3 separate regions of the Mus musculus genome follow, and regions 1 and 3 are each linked to region 2. Evidence: chromatin loops called from intact Hi-C (ENCODE). Cell type or tissue: heart. All regions are shown on one strand.

What was found. A loop is a pair of places that touch in the nucleus more often than their neighbours do. Peaks named below come from ENCODE experiments on the same cell type or tissue, not always from the same donor. Only the 100,000 strongest peaks of a DNase experiment are listed, where the experiment ranks them.
Region 1: a loop joins it to region 2, with 3 times the contacts of the local background. A loop is called at or near these places in 6 of 42 quality-filtered maps.
Region 3: a loop joins it to region 2, with 2.6 times the contacts of the local background. A loop is called at or near these places in 4 of 42 quality-filtered maps.

What each region holds. Positions count from the first base shown.
Region 1 is chr15:3,434,338-3,442,337 of GRCm38, reverse strand. All of the region lies in intron 2 of Ghr (growth hormone receptor), which reads left to right. Among named protein-coding and RNA genes, the nearest start is that of Ccdc152, 130 kb to the right of the region's middle. In heart, CTCF peaks have their summits at 603 (motif pointing left) and 3,134 (motif pointing left); a DNase peak (open chromatin) is centred at 4,807; H3K27ac peaks cover 685 bases.
Region 2 is chr15:3,352,295-3,360,294 of GRCm38, reverse strand. All of the region lies in intron 3 of Ghr (growth hormone receptor), which reads left to right. The region is part of intron 4 of Gm41254 (a long non-coding RNA gene); the gene reads right to left. Among named protein-coding and RNA genes, the nearest start is that of Ccdc152, 53 kb to the right of the region's middle. In heart, a CTCF peak has its summit at 3,854 (motif pointing left); no DNase peak of the experiment used is centred here; H3K4me3 peaks cover 219 bases.
Region 3 is chr15:3,505,879-3,513,878 of GRCm38, reverse strand. The region is part of intron 1 of Ghr (growth hormone receptor); the gene reads left to right. Among named protein-coding and RNA genes, the nearest start is that of Ghr, 73 kb to the left of the region's middle. In heart, a CTCF peak has its summit at 4,636; a DNase peak (open chromatin) is centred at 4,578; H3K27ac peaks cover 214 bases.

The DNA.
Region 1 (8,000 bases), 82 kb before region 2:
GGGGTAGTATTTTGGAAATTATTAATTCACAAACCCCAAACCTACAGATAATGAAAAAGTAGAGAAATGCTCTGTAGTCTGCAAGTGTGTGTGTGTGTGTGTGTGTGTGTGTGTGTGTGTGTGTGTGTGTGTATGTGTGTGTCTGTCTGTCTGTCTTGTGTCTTTGTGTGTTTCTGTTTCTGTATGTGTCTGTGTGTGTCCATCTGCGTGTATCAGTGTGAATGAATGTGTGCATCTGTGTATGCACATGTCTATGTCTGTGTGTGCCTGTGTGTCTGATGTGTGTGTGTGTCCGTCTGTCTGGTTTGTGTGTGTGTATGTGCATGTTCATGTGTATGCACTCATGCACACATGAAAAACTCCAAACACAAGCAAAAGGGCTCCTTTGATAAAAAGCTTTTTCCATCCTCCTCCTGGTGCTGAGCTCCTTCAGTCATCCAGGGCTTCACTAGAGATGGAAACCCACTAGCTATGAGACTCACTTCCCCACTTAATTTATGATTTGTCTCCCTCAGTACTTAACCTTGACAGCCTCTGTCATCAAATACCAATCAATGTTAATCCATTTTGACATCCTCGCCTTTCCACCTGCTGCCCTCTAGTGGAAGTGCTGACAAGTAGCAAAATAGTAACCAACCAAGAACTGACTAATGCACACAGGTCACCACATGCCCGCACTGGATATCACTGACCATAACTATGCCAGGAATTATCAGGACCACCTCAAGCTGTTTAGACTTCATTGGCACACAATAGACTGGCACCTATACATGAGCTTCTTTTCAGGCTTCTACCACAAGATTACACTCTCTATTCTCCCTCTTCCTCCTCTCTACCATCCTCCTCTTTTTCTAACATAAATCCCAAATTCCACTCTCTCAAAAAATAAAATAGTTCTTCATCTACCTCCTCATCATTTGGATTTTGGAAAAATTTAAAAGTTGCAGGGTTTCTTTCCTTCCAGGCACCAAGTAACAAGGTGAAAGGGTATTGATTGGGTATTATCATTGTGAAGTGATGTCATCCTAGGTCCTTTGAGATCCTGGGGTGGTCCTGTCTCATCCAAGAAGCAGTAAAATTAAAAAGCCTTTAAAGGTCATGGAATATCACACAGCTAGTGGAACAGCTAGTCCCGCAATGCAACCTGGGTAGATTAAGGCTCTCCTGTATTTCTTTAAGGTTCTCATTGTCTGGTCTTCTATTTAGTAATATGAAAATAACTTCTATGGGAAATGATGTTCGATCCAACTTAATGGTACTTACTGTATTTGTGGCAAAACCATTCAGCATTCATGTTGTTAGTGTTTAACAATTACCCTGTCTCTCTACAAACCCCAGTCCTCATTTTTTAAAATTAGGTATTTTCCTCGTTTACATTTTCAATGCTATCCCAAAAGTCCCCCAGACCCATACCCCCACCCCCTACCCACCCCCTACCCACCCCCCCACCCCCTACCCACCCCCCCACCCCCTACCCACCCACTCCCCCTTTTTGGCCCTGGCGTTCCCCTGTGCTGGGGCATATAAAGTTTGCAAGTCCAATGGGCCGGATCCAGAGTTGCTTAGCAGAGGAGCTAAGTTGAGGTAGGTAACTTTGGATGGATGATAAAGATTGTAAAAACTACACAGCTGATGCAGTTGATCCTAGATTTCATGAGGCAGCTGCTGTCTTCTACCAGCTTTGGGGAAAACTAGTTATTTATTTGATAACCAGCAGAGCAGAACCTTAACTCGAGCACCAATATAAATGCCTACCCCTCTCCTACCCCCAAATCACATATGATCACCAACAACTTTAAGCTTACCCTTTTTAGTGTGTGATGGTTTTTCATATTCTTCTTTTGTTAGCTTATTTTAGTAATTTTCCTTAAGGCACACACTAGTGTGAGGTTTCTATTGGCCAATTTTTCTTGAATAACAGCTATGCAGCATTATTCTTAGTAGCATACTCTCATACAACATCTTCAACCTCTTCTTAATATCTTTTAGATTTATTGATTTTATTTTATAAATCTTTTGCCTGTTCACGTGTATGTGAGTGCATGCATGTGTGGTGTCAGTGGAGGTCAGAAGAGGGTGTCAGGTTTGCAACTGGAGTTTCGGATGATTGTGCGTCAGAGTGTAGGTGCTGGGAACTGAACCCAGGTACTCCGCAAATGTAACAAGTGCTCTCACCTGCTGAGCTGACTCTCCAGCCCCAAGCTCCTCGACTTTCTAACTATACTACAGGGAGGGGTGTACCTCTGTCATGACACTTCTCAATGGAGACTGAAGGATTTCTTTTCAAATTTGGATTGGCTCTGTCTCCCTACATGGCTGGTAAAGTAAGAAAAGAAAACTATCTTGAAGTTGGATTTCTCATCACTTCTAAGCTTTGGTTTTTTCTTTGTTTGTTTGTTTGTTTGTTTTCAAGACAGGGTTTCTCTATATAGCCCTGGCTGTCCTGGAACTCACTTTGTAGACCAGGCTGGCCTTGAACTCAGAAATCCACCTTCCTCTGCCTCCCAAGTGCTGGGATTAAAGGTGTGCACCACCACGCCCAGCTACTTCTAAACTTTGTTATCTGCTAGGTAAATAAATTTCCAGGCTTCCAGGGCAACTGTTAAACCCCTGTTAGTTTACACGTGTGAATCTACAGACCAGACTCATCCAAAGCCTGCAAAAGCCCTTCCTACTCCACACGATCTGTGTTTTGTGCAACAGTTGAGGTTCCAGAAGAATTAATAAATCAAGAATTAATGAATCTGCTTTCCTGCTGTCCTGCCCACTGGTGCTTTTCTTGCCTCCTGGCTCTCAGCTCCAAGGATTCCTTCTATCCCCTCCTCAATTTTTCTCCTTTAGTTTTCTAACTCATAAACAGTCTGTCAACAATGCTAAGATGCCACCACAACTAAAAGGATTCACAATTAAGCCTGTTATTGAATAAATAGGCCCATATAAATGCTGGGGTTGTATCTTATTTTTACATGTATTTGAGTTTGAACGTTCTAATGGCTGGCAGCTGAGATTCAGGAGCCTGTTTCAGGGTTGGAGAGATGGCTCAGTGGTTAAGAGTACTGAGTGTTCTTCCTAAGGTCCTGGGTTCAATTCCCAGCAACCACATGGTAGCTCACAATCATCTGTAATGGGATCTGATGCCCTCTTCTGGAGTGTCTGTAGATAGCAACAGTGTACTCACATATATAAAATAAATAAATAAATAAATCAGGTACCTGCTACATATCCTTTCAATCTCTTCCTATAGCAAGCACTGAAGGTTTCATAAGGTGTAAAAAGAATTGCTATCTATTTTCTGACGTTGTTTTTAGTCTGTTTCTGTTTCCATAGTTTCTTTGCTTTTAAATTATACTTAAATAGTATGTACTATTCCCCTGCTTATGAACCCTTTTGAAGTTTGGAGATGTCAAAGAATATATGTATCTTTATGTTTTGAAAATGAAATTCTGAATAAATACCAAAAAGTGTATTTTATTTGAAGAAACCTAAAAAGAAAAAAAAAAAGGTGGAGGTAAACTCATAGGTCTGAGAGAGACATTTTCTAATGTACTATCAGTGATGCTAACCTAATGAGAGTCACAGGTGGTTATATAGTATGCAGGCAGTACAGCTGATAGTGGTCAGGACATAGGCTGGATTCCATGCTGACCCTGCTGACCTCACAGAAGTGACTTCATTGTTCTATGCCTCTGTTTCCTCATTTATAAAAGGGGATAATTAGATACTTAACACAAAGGGTTATTGAGAGGATTGAGACATATAAAGAACATTCAAAAAGCCTGTATAAACGTAAGCTGTTATCACGTGTAGAAGAAGAAAACAGAAGTCAGAGTTTTTAGGCACCTTGGAACATGGTTTCATTCTCTTTCCTCCTCCTTAGCCTTCTCTGACTATGTTGGCCCTTACAGCACACTCCTGTGTCCTAGGTCACTCTCCAAACTTTCAAAGAGTCCATGAAAGTATTTAGAAGGAAAGGGTACATATGTGTCAGGGTTTGTGATGGTTAATAATACTTTCCAACTAAAGTATCCATGTCCAATGATAATGGGCTTTAGGGCAAGAGAAAGCACCTTTTTTCTAACACTATATTTAAATGAGTGATTTTTTTTTGTTTTAAAGTTAGAAATGTACCCTACATAATTAATAGCTGTTAAGTGCTGAGAGCAGAAGAATCGGTCTTCTCTACAGACAAGTCCCCAATAGGTTGCCCAACCCCAAGCAGTCATCCCTAGACACATGTATACATGAACAAAAATACATTAACCCAGCATGTTATTTACATATGTATGTGTGTCTGATTATGACAATAATAATTAAAGGCTAAGAGGCCATGAATTTGAGGAGTTGGGAGAAAGTGGGGAGACTTGGAGGAAGGAAGGGCAGAAATTATGTGACTACAGTAATGGTATAAGAAATTCTCAAAATATAAATGTAAAGATTTTTTAATTAAAAGAGAAATTGACCCTATAATTGAAAAAAAGAACCACTGGGCTTGGGTAGAAAGGACAAACACTCTGGAGATTTCATACCTGCTCTTAGGCAAGAGGTTACACTTGAACAACACTTGTCTTCATCCGTTTAGGGGCACAGTGCCCTCATTTTGCAGAGGTAATGCCCATGAAAAGCAACAGGAAGCAGAGTTATCCTTCAAGAAAGCAGTGCGTTTGGAATATCTTTCCAGACTCTCTACTCTTTACCATTCCTCCCCCAGGGCCCCACTGACCTCAAAGGTCCCCTCTTGCCAGGTCATAGAGGACATCTGAACTAGAGGACTGGATCTCCAGCCAAAGCTAGTAAAGGTGAAGAATGCTTGGCTAAAAAAAGCCCAAACACGTGGCACTGAGCATAGCAGAGGCAGCTTTTGTTTTTGCTTGTTTGGTTAGTTGATTTTTAGAGAAATGGTATACATAACATGGTAGTTTTAAGGGTCAAAATATGGAATTGTCACATACATGAGATCAGTCATTCCTAAACACTGAGCCCAAGAGTCCTATACACCAAAAAGAGGGTGTGTAACCTTGTCTTAATTTTTCCTTATTGAGTTTTTAAGCGTATGAGTATCTTTTAAACAAAGAATCACCTTTGTTTAAAATACAGTAGACTGAAAAATATGAATGTATATTTCAGAACAAACAAACAAGAAAGTATAAAGAAAAACCATTTGAAGGATTATACTTTCTGAAGACTAAGTTGAGAAACTATAGAAAAATGGGAATATCCAAGAATATTATTGAAAAGTGTTTATTTTCTCAACCAAACACCTACCACTGGAGAGTTGAATGAGATAAATACAAGGACGGAGGGGGAGAGCTAGGGAGAGAGGGAGGGAGGAAGGAAGGGAGGGAGGGAGATAAATAGATAAATAATAGGTAAGTAGAAAGATAGATAGATCACTTCTCCATGTTTCTGGCTTGACTCTGTTTTGATTATTCCTTGACAAACCAGAGGGAATCTGATTTCTAATCCAGAACTCCCAAGACCAAAGAGCTAGGGAAAGGCAAGGCACTGGCTGTAGTTTGACCTTAGTGATCCAAACTCTTTCTTCTTCCCTGGAAACTGTGTGCAAACATGGCCATTTTATGTTCTGTGTCATCTCCAAACTCCTTTTGCTCCTTTTGCTTTTGTATGAGAATTTTAACTTTGGGGATGTCTTTCCAGTGCTCCTTGTATTATTTTTTATGACACTAGGATGTGACTTTAGTCTCACACATCCTTTCCTTGGCACAAAGGGTCCACACACAGAAGAGGATAAGATGCTTTCCCCAAAGCCTGAACTCTGTTCTCTGCCCACTGTTGTGTCTTCTCCTCACCAACCCCCTATACTTTGTAGACATCTTTTATTCCTGCCAGCCACCTACCTGTCTTTGGGAGAGGAGACAGAGTCTAGAAGGCTGGGATCCTTAGTGCTAAAGTGTGGATTGATAAGACGCTGATGATTTGATTTTTTGCTTTGACACTTGTTTCAGAATGAAAAGAATGCCTTGAATGAGATTAGACTGGAGCAGATCCTGCAGGTGCCAGGGATGTTTCCAGGAGTGCATTTGTCAGCTGTGGGTCTGCCAGGGGCAGGTGACTATAAGAAGTGCCTGTGGTTTTTGCAGTAGAATTTTGAGTTTAGACTTGGGATTTCAGATTTTCTCAAAACTTAATGTTCATGGATCTGATAAAATAAACTGGAATTTCTGCACTTGTATCCTTCATGACATAATTAACATAGTATGTCCTTTTAAAAATTATTTCATACAAAAACTTTTACAAAAACAGTTTCAAAGAATTTTGCAACATACTCTGAAGGGCTATGACCAAGAGTCTCTTGGGTTCTGTAATTAATTTCTAGATTTTTCCTTTAACCATATTTAACTTCATGATTATTCAGGCCACAATAATGCATTTCATTCACGGCATATATTAAGATATGACATCAACTGCTTCACTGAAACTGAGGAACATTACAGGTCAGTGCTTCTCTAAACAAGCATTCAATAACCCATCCGTGAAAGGACAGGAAGGGCATTTCCTGTAAAATGTTGTTCTCAGTGGAGCTATGTGGTTCTCGTTGACCTATTGCTTCCTTTCCAGGCACACAGGAACAGTCTTAACAATTCATTGTAAAAAACGTTTCTCAGAGTTTAGGTTAAAGTCATAAGTTTAAGAACTGACCTTTTAAGTCAGTTTGAACAGTGATGTATGTCTCACCATTGGTCCTCTAACAGTGAGCAGAAACCATCAATTTATCAGTCTGTTGATATTGTCAGCATCTGGAATGAAATGCTTCAGGTCTTGAATAGTGGGACGTGCCATTAGCTCTGAAAATGTGCTCCACAAGAATTTTATCTTGGCTTATTATTCTGTCTTAGCCTCACGTGATTGCCTTCAGTAAGAAAAGGTTTCTGTAATAGTTTTTGTTTCCGGGGTTGGGAGATGACTCAGTAGTTAGAAGTATTTACTGTTCTAGAGGACCCAGGTTCAGTTCCCACAACCACATTGGGTGGCTCACAACTGCCTGTAACTCCAGTTCCAGGAGACCGTGGCTTTCAATGGCACCTGCACTCACATGGTACCCATAAACCTGTATAGGCACATACAGAAAAACAATAAAGTACATGATAAATCTATTTTAAAACAACATTTTCTTGTTAGCCTTTCCCCCCCTGTGTTGAATAGTTTTCTTTTCATATAATTTTAGAGTTTTTATGAGAAGAGATTACATTTATCTCAGCTGATAACTTAGGCCTTTTAAATAGAAAGTCTTTGAAAAATGGATTGAGCCAGATTTTATTTTAACAATAGCCTATAAAGCATGTGAATGGGGTGTGTGTGAGAGAGGGAGAGAGACATCAGTATTAACTTGGTCTTTGTCTATCCAGTGTACACTGAGTATCTAAAATGTCATTTGTATAATATGTAGACTGAGGTACCACCCATTTGTAAGACTGAAGGTAGAAAACAATCCTTGGGCTATATTTGGAATAAATAACAAGCCTTAAAACTTGCAATCTGGATCTAACTTAGATAAGCAAATTTTATTTCATTCGCTATCATTACTTGGCAAGATCCACCAAACGAAGTCCGTTGGGTTCAAGTGGAGAAGGGTGATAATGAGTGAGTCAGAGCCAGAGAAGGCCAGATGGAGGATGAGAAAACACTTGTGCATGGCTCTGGGACCAAGTCAAAAGGAGGTAATTGGGAAGTTAGGCATCACTAATGATGTGATTCTCCTGACCACAAATGTTACTTGGGAACATGCTGCCTTGCCTGCTGGCATCAGCCTAGCTTCACTAAAGTAAGGCTGGAGGTGGACACTGGAAAGGTGAGAAAAGAGGCAAAGCCCTCCTCACCCTTGCTTTCAGCTGAGCCAGTACTATGTGGATCCACTATTCTGCTCTGAACCCATGCCAAGCCCTTAGAGTAAAAGCTACAGGCCAGTTTTACTTGTAAGCATGAGGGTTTCAAATAATGAAAATCTATTCCAGAATAGTCTATCTGTAGACATTTAGAGACCT
Region 2 (8,000 bases):
TCTTCATGGGCATGCTAGCTAATGTGACTTAGCTGCATAGGCACAGGGAATAGCAACCACGCTTTGCCTCAGTGCTCAGACATGCCTGAATCTGTAAATAAAGTTACATGAGAAAGTACAGCATGAGAAGAGACCACCCAGGACACCTGGGTTGTATTAGTGTCAGAAGTGGCCACTGTGGCTCTGAATCCAAAGATATTGCTCTTAAATCAGTGCTGGATCATTTCTCTCCACTGGGAGGGGGTGAATGGGGGTAGGTACTAAGCCTTCTCTGTCAGTGGAAATATGAAAATCAGCAGCTGATCTGAACATTTGCTGCTGTTGACATTCTATAAAATTTCCCCTGAGACAAGAACTCTGTGTTCCAATCCAAATTAAGTGACTATTTCCTGTTTGTTGACCTACAGCTTCAAGGTTACTAAGTCATCAGCTTAGAAAGGTTCATTATTCCCCTCTGTTCCAACTAAACACTGGATTCTATTAATGGTTCAAGTAACTAGCTTATATTCCCTTCATGCCAGCTACATTAGCTATTCCCTCTCTTTTACAAAGCAGTTGAATCCCATGTCTTCCTCTTACTAGTTCAATGAAGATGAGTGAGACATTCAACCTCTCAAAGACTTAAATCCATATCTGTAAATGGAAATAATATTGACTCCTTCTGCAGTTGTCTTGAACTGAGTTGTCCTGTGTTGTCTTTGATGTTTCTGCTTCTGACACCTAGCTGCCTGTAGGAAATACCTGGTTCCTGTGTAGGCAGACACATCTCAAAGACACATAGGTCTTTTTCAAAGGGAGGATTCCAATTCCACAGTTTCATATCCTGAATAGCCACACATTGCTTTGTATCCTACATCTCACATCATAAAGTGAGTTCAATTGCCATTCAACTGTGAGTGTCTGCTGCCCTGACTCCAGAAGAGAAGCCTCTGAACTTGACTCTTCTCCTTTTCCAACTACCAGACTGCACACTCTGCCTGAGAATTGAGACCTAGAACCATAAAAATCAAGACGAAGGATTAAAATCAAAGATGCCTGGGCTAGCAATTCAATAGATCTGGGGTAGAGCCCACATGCCCAGTGATGATCAAGCAAACTCCTCTGCTGGCACTGGCTTAGAATTCATCAGTCCATATGCCAAGCATTTGCTCACAGGAATGGGATAGACCTTCTCTAGTACAGTTTGTATAAACTATTACTACAAGTAACATAGCTCTACAAAGAAAGGAACGATGCTGGTTGTGTTGGCACACATCTTTAATCTCAGCCCTCAAGAGGCAGAGGCACAGAGACTTTTGAGAGTTTGAGCCCAGGCTGGTCGACATGGTGAGTTATGGGCCATCCAGGGATGCAGAGCCAGAGCCTCCCCAACAGAAAGCAAGGAAAGAATGGAGGGAGGCAAAGGGGGAGAAAAGAATTAACCAAAAGACAGTCTGTCACAGGGAAATCATCAGAGCCAGAGAAGTCTCTCATCTGAACGGGAAACTCTCCATGTGTCCACTTCATATAGCAAACTGATTTCTCCACACCTGTGCACAACTTTTACTTAAGTCATTCCTTATATAGCACAAAATACTGGAGACAATTTTAAGAGCTGTTTTGATTAATTGGGAAGATGTAATGTTAAGAAAAGTGTTGGCTCACTCTAGAGTATTGCTTTCTTTGGATATCTGCTCCCTTCCTTTCCACATAGCTACATTTTATTTGATTGGCAAGTGACTCCCTTTTAAATGTTCCTGCAACTCTGCTTCCAACAGAGAAGTCTTTAGGGAGGAAGGCATCTGGAGCATTAAAATGGAATAAAAATCTCAACTCTCTATCTTGGACCTTTGCACAAAAGTGTATAGCTGGCAACATCAGGGGAAATATGGAAGCCAAAGAGAATAAAATGGAAGTGTTTAAATAACAAACTGACAGTTTATTTTCTGTAGAGATGCTATTGTTTCTATATGGTGTGTCTCCAAAAATATTCATGTCAGAAACTTGGTCCCAGTGTGGCAGTATTATGAGGTGGTGGGACTTTAAGAGGCTGTGTTTAGAAAATGGTTCTTAGATTATTGGGAACCTTAGCTTTGGAAGAGATTAATATAGTTCTTAGCAAATCACAATTCATTCACAAGAAAGATATTCTTTAAAAACATGTGACACAAACTACTTAGTCCCTCTGACGTCCTATGTCACCATGAGATCTTTCTCACCACACTCCCAACCTTCCATTGCCCCTCACCAGAGATGAACTGAAGCCAAAACGCTTGATCTTGAGTCTCAGAACTGCAAAATAAATAAATAAATGTCTTTTCTTTATAAGTTCCTCAGCATCAGATAGTTCTTAATGGTAATGGAAAGTGGACTAATTCAGAAGACCGAGAGTCTAGGTCTCTTGCTTCATTTTACTTATTTATTTATAAATATGTTAAGCTGTCTCAAGTCATAAAAATCTGGATCCTATAGCCCATTAGTATCATAGTCATATAGCCAGTTTGCATGTTCACATGCTTAAAAATTCCTTACACATACATAGTACTCTATTTTGTTTATCATAGGCTATACACAAAAATAAATTCATAGGATTGGATATACCTCAGTGGTAGAGAGCTTTCTTAGCTTCTACTCAGGCCCTGAATTCAACACATATCACTATAATCTATATGCATATGTATATATACATATTTAAATTTTATATATAGCTGAATCAAATGATATTCTGAAAGGTGTTTAATATTTATTAGAGCAGAATGCTTCTTGAGATATACTTTAAACAAGTTTACTTATTTAGGGAGAGATAATTCTCATTTAGTGGTTTATAAAACAGGAATTTGAAGGCAGAGTCTATATCTTGTTTATCAACATGTTATTTTAAAGGTGTTGCAGTACACATCAAATTAGAAGTCCATCCATAATAAGAATAGAAGTTAATCTCTGTTTGAGTAGTCTTCAGAGCCTTTTCTGATTTGGAGGCTACCGTCCATTGGATTTGCTTGGAGCAACTGAGAGCTTGTTCTAAGGCTATGAAGAGCATGCCATCGGCTGCATTCTGATCAGTAAGACAACATTATCAGCTCATCTTTGATTTGAAATTTCTTTATATGAATCTTTTAAGCCACTTCTTTGTTACAAGACAGTTATAGCTGAGCTACATCTTTTCAGTCCATATACCCTTTAAATCAGCCAAGAAGAGCCTGAAAAACTTCTGCAATGCCAAGAGATGAGGGATTAATTTATGAACAGGCACTCTGAATCATGACCCTTCCACTCTTTGTGTGAAGTTCCTCCCATAGCATGTGACTCATGTACATGGGCTTAGTGACTCTGTATGAATCTGATACGCAGTATTAGAAATCCCTCTTAATTTCTTTCTATCCCTTAATGGATCACCTGACATAACCAACTGCGACACTAGATAATCTTTTGGGTCCCTATGGCTGAACGTGTAGATACTAATTTTACTTAATTTAACAAATATCTCTGTTGCCAGGATTCCCCACCAGCCTGCTAACATCTCTTTTTCAGCCCTTTGATTCTGGAGCATATCCTGCAACATGCTCCCTTAAACCTGCCCATTCCCTCTCCCTGACTGTTACTCTCCATTCTTGAAATATATAGCCTATTGCCACGCCTCCCCAGAAAGCAGCAACCTGAACAGCTCCAAGCTCTCCAAGCTGTAGTTGTCCACCACTAATAGTTTGTAAGGGCAACCTTGGTAAAGAAAGCTTATGAGAAAGCTCTGGCTTTGGCGTACATGTTTGAGAGCATCAAGAAATTAATCCCCTTTCATTAAACCCAAAGACTTAGTTTCATTTTGTTTCCAGTCTGCCTATCTATTGACGGTGTACCTAAATACCTATTTGCTGCCACCTAGTGTATTGAAATGTAGTGACATGTGATTTTTTTTTTTTTTTTGACATGTGAAATTTTAATTCATTGGATGCTGGAACATAACTTACTATTCAGAATGACTCTTCATTTTGATTTCTCATAAGCTTCCACTTTATTGCTGTGACCTAAAAATCATCATAATTTTCTGTCATACAGTCTAGGGGCTCAGGAGCAAGCCAAGCCCTGAAAATGGTACCCTTGGATATTAATTAGGCTTTGCAACTCTTGGGTACATAGTAAGCACAAAACAACAGAAACCATGATTTTTACTTCATAGAGGCAGTAGAACACACTCTCACTCTTTACCAACCACAGGATCATTGGAAGTTCGGTCCCTCTTTAGACAGCATCTTTTTCTGCTTGTGGTAAAATGGGATGGCAAGTCTGGCTAGCTTCAAGCTCTAAGAATCTATGACTCTAAATAAGCCAAAGCCATGTCCCAGAAGACAGCTCTGTGCTTGTATGAATGTCATTTCTATGAGAATATCTGACCTCTGGTTATAGATAGAAGTGAGCAGAGCTCCTGACTTGAATAGGAAGGACCAAATGGCAGGCAGTGATTTTATTCTTGAGAGCTGTCCCTGGACTGTTGTCCACCAATATATAGGCTAATCATATATATATCTCCAGCCTCCTGACCTCTTAAGGAAATTTAGAAGTGAGCTCCTGTAAATAACCTATTTCCCAAGCTAGCTTAGAATGTTGCATCCCCTTTATTTAAACAACACTACATAGTGTTTTCAGTATATGTTACAATGTTTCATTTGGGGTTCTTATGAGTCTTATTTTCTCCATCAGTCAGACGGGTTTTTTTCAGTCTGGGACATCTTCAGTTTCTCATTTCTGTGAAAAAAAAAATCTAGCACATCCTGAAGGCATTGCATATGTTTCTCATAATTATGATGTTTTCCCATTTATCTTACATACATGGAGTAAAAGGTTAAAAATAAGGTGTTTTCAGATTGTGTCCACAGCACTTAGTCTCTAGCCTTGGTCTCTACAGCTATCTAGCAGCTCATAGATGCTTATAACTCTTTGAACTTAATGCCAAGAATGAAAAATCCTACAGCATACCATATGGGGAGAAGAACTTTGAAGTGAGAAAATTGTGGTTTCATGTTCCAGCTTTACCATTTACTGCATCTGTGTTTTGTCAAGAAATTATCTGACCTCTCAGAAGCATCCCGTTAGCTATAAGTGAGGATCACAACACTAACACACAACATTTTATACACAGAAGTGTGTGTATGAAATAACAAAGCACATGCTAGGAGTATGGCATACAGTAGGAACCTAATCTCTTCTAGAATACTTTTACACAATGCTTAAGTAAATGTTCTGCTTATATCCAAAGTCAGGGGATGGGGGAAGACTGAAGAGATGACTCAGTTGACAAAACACTTGCCATGCAAGTGTGAGAACTCAATTCAGACTTCCAGAACCCATGGTGCAACAGCATGTATCTCCAATACTCCAGAGCTCATGGATCATCTCTTTTGGTATAGGCAATTATGAAGAACAAAGAAATGTGTCTCAAACAAGGAAGAAGGTGAGACCCAATAATGAAGCATGTCCTCTGATTTCCATACACATATACCATAAAATGTTCATACCTACAACACACACACACACACACACACACACACACAAATAGCATGCATGTACTTTACACAAAAAATATTTTTTCAATTACTCAAGTTAAAAGTAATCAGAATAGTTTTATAATTCTGTGATACATTTACATTCAGAAGCTATTGTCATCAAATGTGATTCTGTTGCCCAAGATGTAAATTCTAGGAATGTGGAGAGACATGGCCATCATGCAAAGAGTGCTCCTAGCATCTAGTAGGCAGAGGGTAGGAATGATGTTAAATATTTCAAATGCACAATAAGGCACTGGGAACATGGATTACCTAGTCTAAAATACCCAAAGTGCAGAGGTGTAAAAAGTTCTGTTGGATTCTAGATACTTAATATAGAAATTCTGAGTAGACAAATAGAAAAAAATGCTTCCATTTTGGTTAGCTATGAGGAGTTTCACCTTGCCAAGGGTTCATATTTTAATTATGAAATATTTTTAATTTTAATTTTAATTATGAAGACTAAGATCAAGTAAAGTTTTGCTGTTTTTCCTTGAAAGTCAATTCCCAGCTGTATCTAGACCTACTAAAGCACTAGAAATAGTGTGTAGCTCTCCTCAGTCCTGGTAGTAGTTATTTGCCAAAAACTAACCACAAGTCAAGTACTGTGTAACTCACATCTCAGTGACTATAAAGAATAAGGACAATAATTCTGCTAGCAAGTTGTACATTTGAGAATCAACCTCAAATCCCACTAGTTTCCAAGCTCATCTTTCCATGGTTATATTAATGATGTGATCCATGGGCATTTGTAACTCTCTGCCAAAGCTTACCATAGCTCTTCTCTCTGGACTCACACGGAGATGAAGCCTGAGAGTCAACCTTGCTCCCAGGATCTGCTTCCAAGAATTTTACACTAACTTCCGTGACTCAGCAACTTACACAGTTGGACTCTTAGCTGAACTCTTGTAGTGTATTAGAAAGTACAATGGGAGAAGTCCTGGAAGACAGCTGTGAGCTCACATGTTCACTCCATGCCAGTGGAAGTCAAGACCTGATCTATTTGAGAGACACCAAACCAATCATGGACAGCAGAGAGTCATGCTGACCATGTTGCCATCCTCTGAGAGCTACAGAAGCAGTTTTGCATCTTTATTACATGGAATTGTGCCCCCCACACCCCGCTTCCCCAGGATTCAGTACATGCTGCTTCACTTTGATAATGCAATCCCTATTTGGCATGTTTCCCCCCAAGACTCAGTATCTGAAGGGCCTTTCAGTATAAACACTTGAGAAACTCATTGTTGTGCTATAGAAGCTCATTGTTCTATTCAGTGATCCTCAACATATCACAGTCACCTAGAGCATTTCAACAATGCTCAGGCATCACTGAAATCTAATTAAATTAGTCCTCCAAGGTATTGTTTTTAATATCCCAAGTGATCATAACATGCTGCCAGAACTTAGACCCACTAGTCCAATTGGAAAGAGTTAGCACATAAGTACCCAATCCACGGATCTCAGTCTTTTTTCTTTTCTTTTCTTTTCTCTTCTTTTCTTTTCTTTTCTTTTCTTTTCTTTTCTTTTCTTTTCTTTTCTTTTCTTTTCTTTTCTTTTCTTTCCTTTCCTTTTCTTTTCTCTTCTCTTCTCTTCTCTTCTCTTCTTTTCTTTTCTTTTCTTTTGAGATTATAATATGGCTACAAAATTTCTCCCTTCCATTTCCCACCCCCGCCAAACCCTCCCATATGCCCCTCTTCACTCTCCTTCAAATTCATGACCTCATTTTTCATTAATCATTATTGCATGTATATATGTATTTATACATATATGCATATACATACACACACGTACATTTCTAAATATAGCCTGTTCAGTCTGTATAATGTTACTTGTATGTGTGTTTTCAGGGCTGACTCTTTGACATTAGATATTCAATTGATGTGCTTTTCTCTGGGGACAATCACTTCTCCCACTCCAAGATTTCTTCAGTCACCTATAGTTCTTTGTATAGGGTTGAAGATTCGTGGGATCTTCCCCCATCTGCTTTGGCATGTCTGTTGTTCAGTTCATGTTTTGGTCATATTGGTAAGACATTGTGGGTATATTTTTTGACATCCCTAGGAGACACAATCTCACAGAAAACTCCCTGATTCTCTGGATCTTACAGTACTCCCAGCCCCTCCTCTGCAATGTTCTCTGAGTCTTAGATGTGAAGGTATTTTATAGATATATTTATTGGGATTGGAGTCTACAATTGTATTTTGATTGGCTGTGGTTTTTCTGAAGTAGTCTTGATCTGTTGCAAATAGACACTTCCTTGACCAGGAGTAAAGATGGCATTTATCTATGTATGTTTATACACAATAAGGACAAATGTTTTATAGATTGTTGTTAGAGATTATGCTGGTTTGGTAAAGAAGTAGTTGTAGATTCTCCTCTAACAATCATGACTTCATTAGCACTGAAAATTCCAATATCAACCATGGTTTCCCTCTTGTTGAGTGGGTCTTAAATTCAAGAGAGAGCTGTTGGTTATCACTAAGG
Region 3 (8,000 bases), 150 kb before region 2:
CTCTGCAGCTGTGTTTGATCTAAAGATACCAAACTGAAAGCCATGCACTGTGTCGGATATCTTGAGTTCTAGAATTTGAGAAAACATAACTTGGCTTGAAATTTTTCTTTCAGGTATGCTTCACCCAATAATATACGTATTACAGCTATTGGGGTACAGCTTGGATTCAGGAGAATGTTCACCCTACAATGATTAAGTACAAGAGGAGGAGTTGGATGTAGTGCCCTACACGGCTAATATCAAAGCTCCTGCAGAGGCAGGAAGATGATGAATCTGAGGCTAACCTGGGATATGCAGTGAGATTCTGTCTAAAAACAAAGAAACAAAAATTAGACAGAGTAGGCAGTGTCTGAACAGAAAACCTCTTCACTCCCATCTGAACCCACCTCCTGAGTTGGAACGTTGATACTGTTGTAGGGCTTATCACTCTTCACTCCCCATTTTATTCAATGGGTTCTCTTCCTAGATTTATATATTTCACATCAGTGGCTCAGTGCTAAGTAAAGCTGCAAAGGTGCACTGGGCTTAGCATTCTTAGACTCAGTTTGTAGAACATAAGTTAATAGTCATCACATAGGTAGGCTTTTCTCCTAGGATGGTTAATCCATGCTTTTCAACTTGTAACAGCTGAAATCCTCATTAGCTGCTCATCTAAAATTGCTCAGCTGATAAATTCTGGGGCTAAGGGTACCAAAAGAAAACAGTCCCAGGACCATGTTTTGAATACGACTTCATGGGGTGTTTTCTCCAGATATGTAATTGAATGTCTCGTATTTCCTTCCACCGAGCATGTAGTTTTCAGCCTCTGATCCTATGATCATCAAGTGTGATTTTCTTCCTCCTCACACTTCCTTGTATCCTGAGCAAACCCATGTGTCCGTGAGCAGGTGGTGACATATTGGCAAGGTCATCAAGGGCTCTATGCTTTCTTTCGCTATGAGAATATTTTCGAGACAAAATCATGGAGTAGGCTGCAGGTTCTCCTTACAATTCCATGGCTTGTCTTCACAGAACAAGAACAATATATGTCCTTCATTCTTTCTGAATTCTTCCCTTAGGTTTCCAAACACTTGTCAAAGTTAGGAGAAACTGTGTGTGTGTGCTAGCAAAGTCCTGGTTAAGTCTAGAATATCCTCCTTGCCCTAATTTTAACCCTCAGCATATCTCTACTTCTACACTTGTGTGCAGCTCTTGATATATTGACTCTTCAAGCTTATGTAAGTACAGCCACCATATCTCCATCACCCTGTTTAAATAGTTAACAACTCTTGACCAATCCGACATCATTGCTGACCCACTCAGTTGTCCCCATCCACATAGTTTTGGAACAGATCCAGGTACCATGTCACCTCACCCATCATGCTTCAGTAGCTATATTCATAACACTATAAATTATTGCATATTCAGATAATGCTCAAGTTATAATTGTCTCATAAATAATATAGCTTACACTTTAATATTTTGTTTAAATAGGCTTCCAAATAACACTCACATGTTGTAATGATTAAAAATCTTTTAAGCCACTTTTAATCTGTAGGTCAAATCCTCATCTTGCTCCTCTTTGCTTCCTTCCCCCTCCCCCTCCCTCTCTCTTTTTAACTCTATCTCTGAAATTTATTTACTGAAGAAACTGAGTTGAGGTCTTGGCAAAATCCATACTGGCTGGCATGTGTAGATTGTTTCCACATGTGCCTTTCTGCTTGTTTCTGAATGTCCTTGGTTTCTACAAATTGGTAATTGTATCTAAAAGTTGCACTAGACAACTTTCTTGAGAAAATGACCAAATATATGCTCATATACTTCAGAGGGTGAAGTGCGACTATTGCTCTGAGGCCTCTGGTCTGGTCAAATGCCAGCTTTGAGATGAGGGAGATGACCTATGGCCTTGGAATAAGATGCTGGCTGAGCACACAGTCTGGAGCCACAATATCTGTATTGCACTCCGAGTCACATCACTTGCTAGCTGCATAAACTCAGAGAATATTGTTGGAAATCTCTTGGCTTCAGATATCTCATCTCTACCCTAGTCATGGGATTGTAAAGATCAACAGAATAGACACATGTGTATACAGCATGCCTAGAACACTGCATAATGTAAACCATTTGTAAGTCTTAGTGCTACTTGAGAAAGAAAACTTAGGCAGGGGTTCAAAGCAAGGAGAATGAAAAATCAATATATTTATGGGAACAAATGACCCAGCCACAGAGTGAACCAATTCCAGCCTTTCTGAAAGCTTTCCAATCCTGATCTGCCTCCTCTGACTGATTTGTGTCCTTTGTGTTTGTTCTCTGTGCATTTAGCCTCTCCCGTGGCATATCCCATGTGAGTTATTCATTTTGTGTGAGACATTTGCATGTAAGTCAGTGAAGAAAGCAAAATGGCGTCACCAATGTCCAGCAGCCTCAGAGCCAGACTTGAAGATGCCTCGAGGGGTCTGCTTCTTCAGTAGACTGTGCTCATCTACCGGTCCATAAACCAGACTTTACGTCTGCTTCTTGTCCTGTTGCACTTACAGTCAAAGGCTGAAATTCTTATCTGTGGTTTCCATCCACCCCTAACAGCTGAAGTCCTTAAAAGGAACCTTCTTGCTCTAGTCCACAGAGTATTTTATTTTATTTGAGTATGTTTATCTTGAAGGGAAAAAAAAAGCCTTAAATCCAGTCGCGCTTTCTGCTTTCCCTTGCTTATCACATTCTACATTAACCTTGGAGCTCTTGAATCTGGCTGTTCTTGGTGCTGAGTCCATTCTGGTCAGAACGCTTCTCTCTTCCATGCCTTTCGCACTGGTGAAGTTTTAGGCAAATCCTATAGTTTAGATTGTTCTATGGTAAGGACTCTTGGTGAGAAAAAGTTAGCTATTACCAAATATTTCTTGTGTTGTTTCCCACAGTCCCTTGCAAGCAGGGACTACAAAGCTGTGGGCCACCAGTTTGGGGCTATTTAACAAGAACACAGGCCTTCCCCCGGTATACTACCTGTGGCTACTTATTCACTCCATATACAAGTGAGCAAAGGAAATGTAGACCGCCACCAAGGAAAGTAAAACCGAGAATACCTACAATCTGACTGGACAGACAACTCTGCCAATCTCTCTTTTAAGGGGAAGTTAGGTAGCAGAGTCGTTTAGTCTAAAAAGTAAATAAACACAAACCCACTGACGGGAAAAGAGAAATTGTAGGAGAATATAACTTTCTTTAAAAAGAGTTATCCACTCCCAAATGATTGTGTACGTAGAGATCAATCAATTATGCATGCTTTTCGATGAGGAAAGAGAGACAGGTCCTTCTCTTGGACTGTGCCTCTGGGGCCTGGCAGCACACAGTGAGCTTACCCCTTTTACTTTTCTGTTCTGCTGTGTTTCCCAGGAAGGCAAATATCTTAGACTGTAAGAAGATTGGGGACGCTCTGGAGCTTACTTTCCCTTAGAGCTTGTTCTGTTTCCTTGCCAGCAGGGCCACGCTTTCTCTCTGCTGCAGCCTGACAGGGCCCCACCTCCTGCTTATCTTAAGTTGCAGCTGAAGTTGAAGGGAAATCTCTTTCAGGTTCCTAAGACCCTATTAACTCAAGGTCAGATCTGTGGTATCCACCATCAAGTCCAAAGCCTCTCTCTATACAGAAACCTGTTTTAAAGTGTTAGCTAGTAGCAAGTAACTCTGGGTTAGTTTCCTCTTGAGTTGAAGTTATGGATGGAAGGGTAAATGAGAAAAAAAAAAAAAAAGATAATGTTAGTTGATTGGACTGACTGATTTCTAACATTCAGAGGCAATTTCATAGCATGTGTTATTTAAATAATCCCCATAAAAACCCTGTGTGGGAGGAGGAGTATTGTTATACATTGTGGTACCAAGACTTAGAAAACAAATTAAGATTTCCACATTATAAGTTGTATAGTTCCATCAACAATGCCATGAGCTTTCTGCCACATAATCCATATCATGTTAACCTATTCCTTAGGCTCAAAAAATAGCTACAGGAGATCCAGGTGTCACGTTTTTAGGTAACGAGGGCCAGGGTAAGGAGAAAAGACAAACAGATAACAATCTAGCCAGGTTTGCTTTCTTTCTTAGATTCTTGGTTGGTGATGTCAGCTGATGCATACATACTTCATCAACTCTTAGGATTTCCTTTTTTCTAAGGAGACATGAAAATTTCTTGAAGTAAGCTGGTCATGTGTGTGTGTGTGTGTGTGTGTGTGTGTGTGTGTAAATGTTTTCTGTAGACACAAAAGTAGGAAAAAATTATCACTAAAGAAGTCTATTTTAAAAAACCAAAGGTCAAAATTCTGGTCCAAACACTGAAAGTCTTCAGAAGAACTTGATAGAATAGAGGTTCCAATGCTCTCATTTGCATCTTGGGCATGAAGCAGAGATCCAAAAGGTGAAACGATTTCCCTCCGTCTCTAAGTCAAATAAAGGAAGCTCCAGAGAGGAATGCAATGGCTAAGTGTATCCTTAGCCAGATTTGAGGCCAGGCGATGATGCTGTCAGTGTCCTCACTGTGTATCAGGTGTCTCTGCAGGCCAGGGCAGCCGTCCCTGTGGTTAGGACACAGGCAGGCTATGTGGAATGACTGGATCCCACTGGCTTGGCAGAGACAAAGGGCCATGTGCTGAAGCTCAAGCTGGGAAGGAAAGTGTCTGGCACTCACCAGATGAGGGCCTTTCACTCAGTAAAATCTTTTCTCTGCCAGTGGCCCACAAGCTACAAGCCTGAGCAATGGTTGTTTTGCCATCAAAAGCAACAACAACAAACACAGATGCCTTTAACATGCAAATGGCTATGCACACAGTTTTCCTGTAGATAGGGAAGTGCTCTAAGCAAAGCAGCTATCAGACAGTAGACACCAAGAGCAAAGTTATGTGTGTGGTTTTTTTTTTTCTCCTTCTCCTTCTCCTTCTCCTTCTCCTTCTCCTTCTTCTCCTTCTCCTTCTCCTTCTCCTTCTCCTTCTCCTTCTCCTTCTCCTTCTCCTTCTCCTTCTCCTTCTCCTTTTCCTTCTTCTTTTCTCTGCCAGGCATGGAACAAGAGAACAGTGTGTCCTACAAAACAGCTTGCACAGGAAAACAGAATCCACCCTGTTGGTCACCTGAGGGAGTCAGTCAGCTCAGGGAAGTTACACATTTTCTGTTCATTTGCATAAGGGAGGAACTGAGTTGTGGCATCATGAGTGGACTATTTATAAGAAGGAGAGAAGAGTGGGTTTTAAAAGGAAATACCAGAATGTGCTATACAGAGGTCACAGCTTGGGGAAAACAAGACAAAACAAAACAAAACAAAAAACAGCTTGCCTGGCATTTCCCAGGAATGTGTGGATTGAGCCCCTCCTAGAGAAACCAGAAACCGCATTACCTGGAGCCTTGGTCTTAATTCATCCTTTTGTGCCCCTTTCATGGAAGCCAGACATTTGTAATTTCGTGTGAATAAGCCATGAAATTTGTTTCATTACTGTTAGCAACCATGCATGTCACTAGCTCATCTGCCCCCCAACCTTGTCCAAATTAGAAGAGAACGTCCCTGTCTTCATGCAAACTCCAGAGCTGAGCAAGTGAAAGGAAAGGCAGCACTGTGCTCCCTTCTAGCAGAGACCATGCAAGCTGCCCAGGTGCAAATGCCCCGCCCCACAAAGAACTGCTGGCTCTTGAGCCAAACAAAACCTAGCTGTGGATAACGCAGCCCACAGCCTGCAGCCTAACATGTTCCTGCCTCTGTTGTAGTGGTTCAAGCAAAGTTCTGGGGGTAAAGTCAACTGGCTTTAAATCAGAACTCTCTGAATTCTCTGCCTCACATCTGTTTGTATCCAGATAATTGCACACTTGAACCTACCTTGTCGTGTTCTTATGAGGATGAAATCAAACAGTCACACAAGAGAAAACCATTCAGAGTATGTGCAGCGTACAGTTCTAACACTCAGCAAATGTTACACAATTGCAAAATAATGTGAAAGGCTAATTTTCACTCTTTGGTTTATCTCTGAGAGTCAAGTTTTGCTAAACAATTCTAAGCATATAGAATATATGAGAGAAAGTAGGTTTTGAGGTTTTTTTACTCCTGGGAATTTGTTGTAATTCACCCCGTGGTCACTTTGGGAAGGTAAGGAGCTAGAAACAGCAAGAATATCAGTTACCCCTGACCTGCTAAGGCAACAAAAACCTTAGCAAAAATAAATGCTGTACATGAACCCTGCTCCTGGCATAGGGGAATGGCTAACACTTGTCTTAGTTAGGGATTTATTGCTGGGAAGAGATACTGTAACCATAGCAACTCTTATAAAGGGAAGCATTTAATTAGGACTGGCATACAGATTCAGAGGTTTAGTCCATTATCATCATGGCAGGAAACATGGCAGTGTACAGGCAGACACGGTGCCGGAAAGGTGCTAAGAGTTCTACATCCTGATGTAAAGGCAGCAGATGTAGACTGTGTGCCCCACTAGGCCTACCTTGAACATATAAAACCTCAAAGGCTACCCCTACAGTGCACATGTCCTGCAGCAAGGCCACACTACTCCAAGAAGGCCATGCCTCCTAATAGTGCCACTCCCTATGGGCCAAGCATTCAAATAGATGAGTCCGTGGGGGCCATTCCTATTCAAACCACCACAACATCCTTTACAATGACATTTTTAAAGCCACTAAGAGAAGATGAAGCTCAGTAGCATGTGTTATAAAAGACAGAGATGTGTGGGTTATATTTTAGAATTATTTGCGTTGAAACAATTATAAAGCACTGGGAGTCAGTGTGGGAAGTATTCCATTATTTGACTTCATCTTCAATAATGGGTACTTCTCAAAGACTCAATTCTTTGTGTTTAAGAACTACCACAGCTGTTTTTTTTACATCTAAGATGCACTAGGCTCTGCATAGAATACTAGTTCTTAGCCCCAAGTCTACACTGGAGGGAGCTTGCAGGGTGTCAACTGTAGTGAAATATGTGTTTAGCTCCAAGGAATCGGGACTGAAAAGAGACTGAGTTTAGTAGCTCTGCTCTTTTAGACCCAGTAATGTCTAAATGCCTTATTTATTTTTAAAAAGTACAATCTATCGGATTTACTATGAAACAAATTGAGAAAACCATGTCCAGAGAAATTTCAGCTTCCTTGTATTTAAATAAAAATTTTCTCTCACTTTGTTAATGTAGAAGCTTCCCATAAATACTCATTAAACCATAATTGTATGCTGGTAGGGGCCATCTGGCATGAGAAGACAATGCTAACCCTAAAGTCCTATTTTATTTATTTTACATGAACTTGGCCAGGCCATCGTCAATCTAAAGCTTCTCTTGACAGACTGGGTTCTCAATCGTGCTATTACTGATAGCTGGGCCAGATATGTCTTTGCATCCTGTAGAGAACGCATACTGTCCTAAGAGGTACTTAGTAGCATCCATGGTCTCTAATGACTGGGTAATAACATCCCTCCCACCCTTTTCATCAAACAAAATTGTGCACCAGGATTATCTTCCGGGGAGGGGAGTGATGAAGAGAGAGACTGAATTTGAAGATAGGAAATTTTCACAAATTAGACCACCAACAAGTTATGCTGCTGAAATGCTGAGACACGAGCCCAACGTTACCATGTTTAACAAGTGGATGTTTGGGCCAAACCAACCAAATACTTATCCATGTGTCATGTGGACTGATTTCAAACAAACGTCTCTGGAGGACCGGATCATTACCTTGGCCATTTAACTTTTGTGTGTTTTTTAGACTGCTTCAAGACACAGTAATGTTTGTCCATCTACACTCACATAGGAACTCGGCAGGCAAGGATCAGAATGATGTACACAGTTCTATGCCAGTATAATCCAAGCACTCTGGAAACTGAGGTGGGAGCATAATGAGTTTAAGGATATCCTGGGCTACAGAGTGAAATTCTTGTTTCGAGGGGGAATAAAGCAGAGAACGACATCATCAGAGATCTTCATGTACTCTCCTTTCATTTTAAAGAACAAGACACCAAGGTCCAGAGAATAGGGTCTGCAGCACAAATATCTCTAATAAGC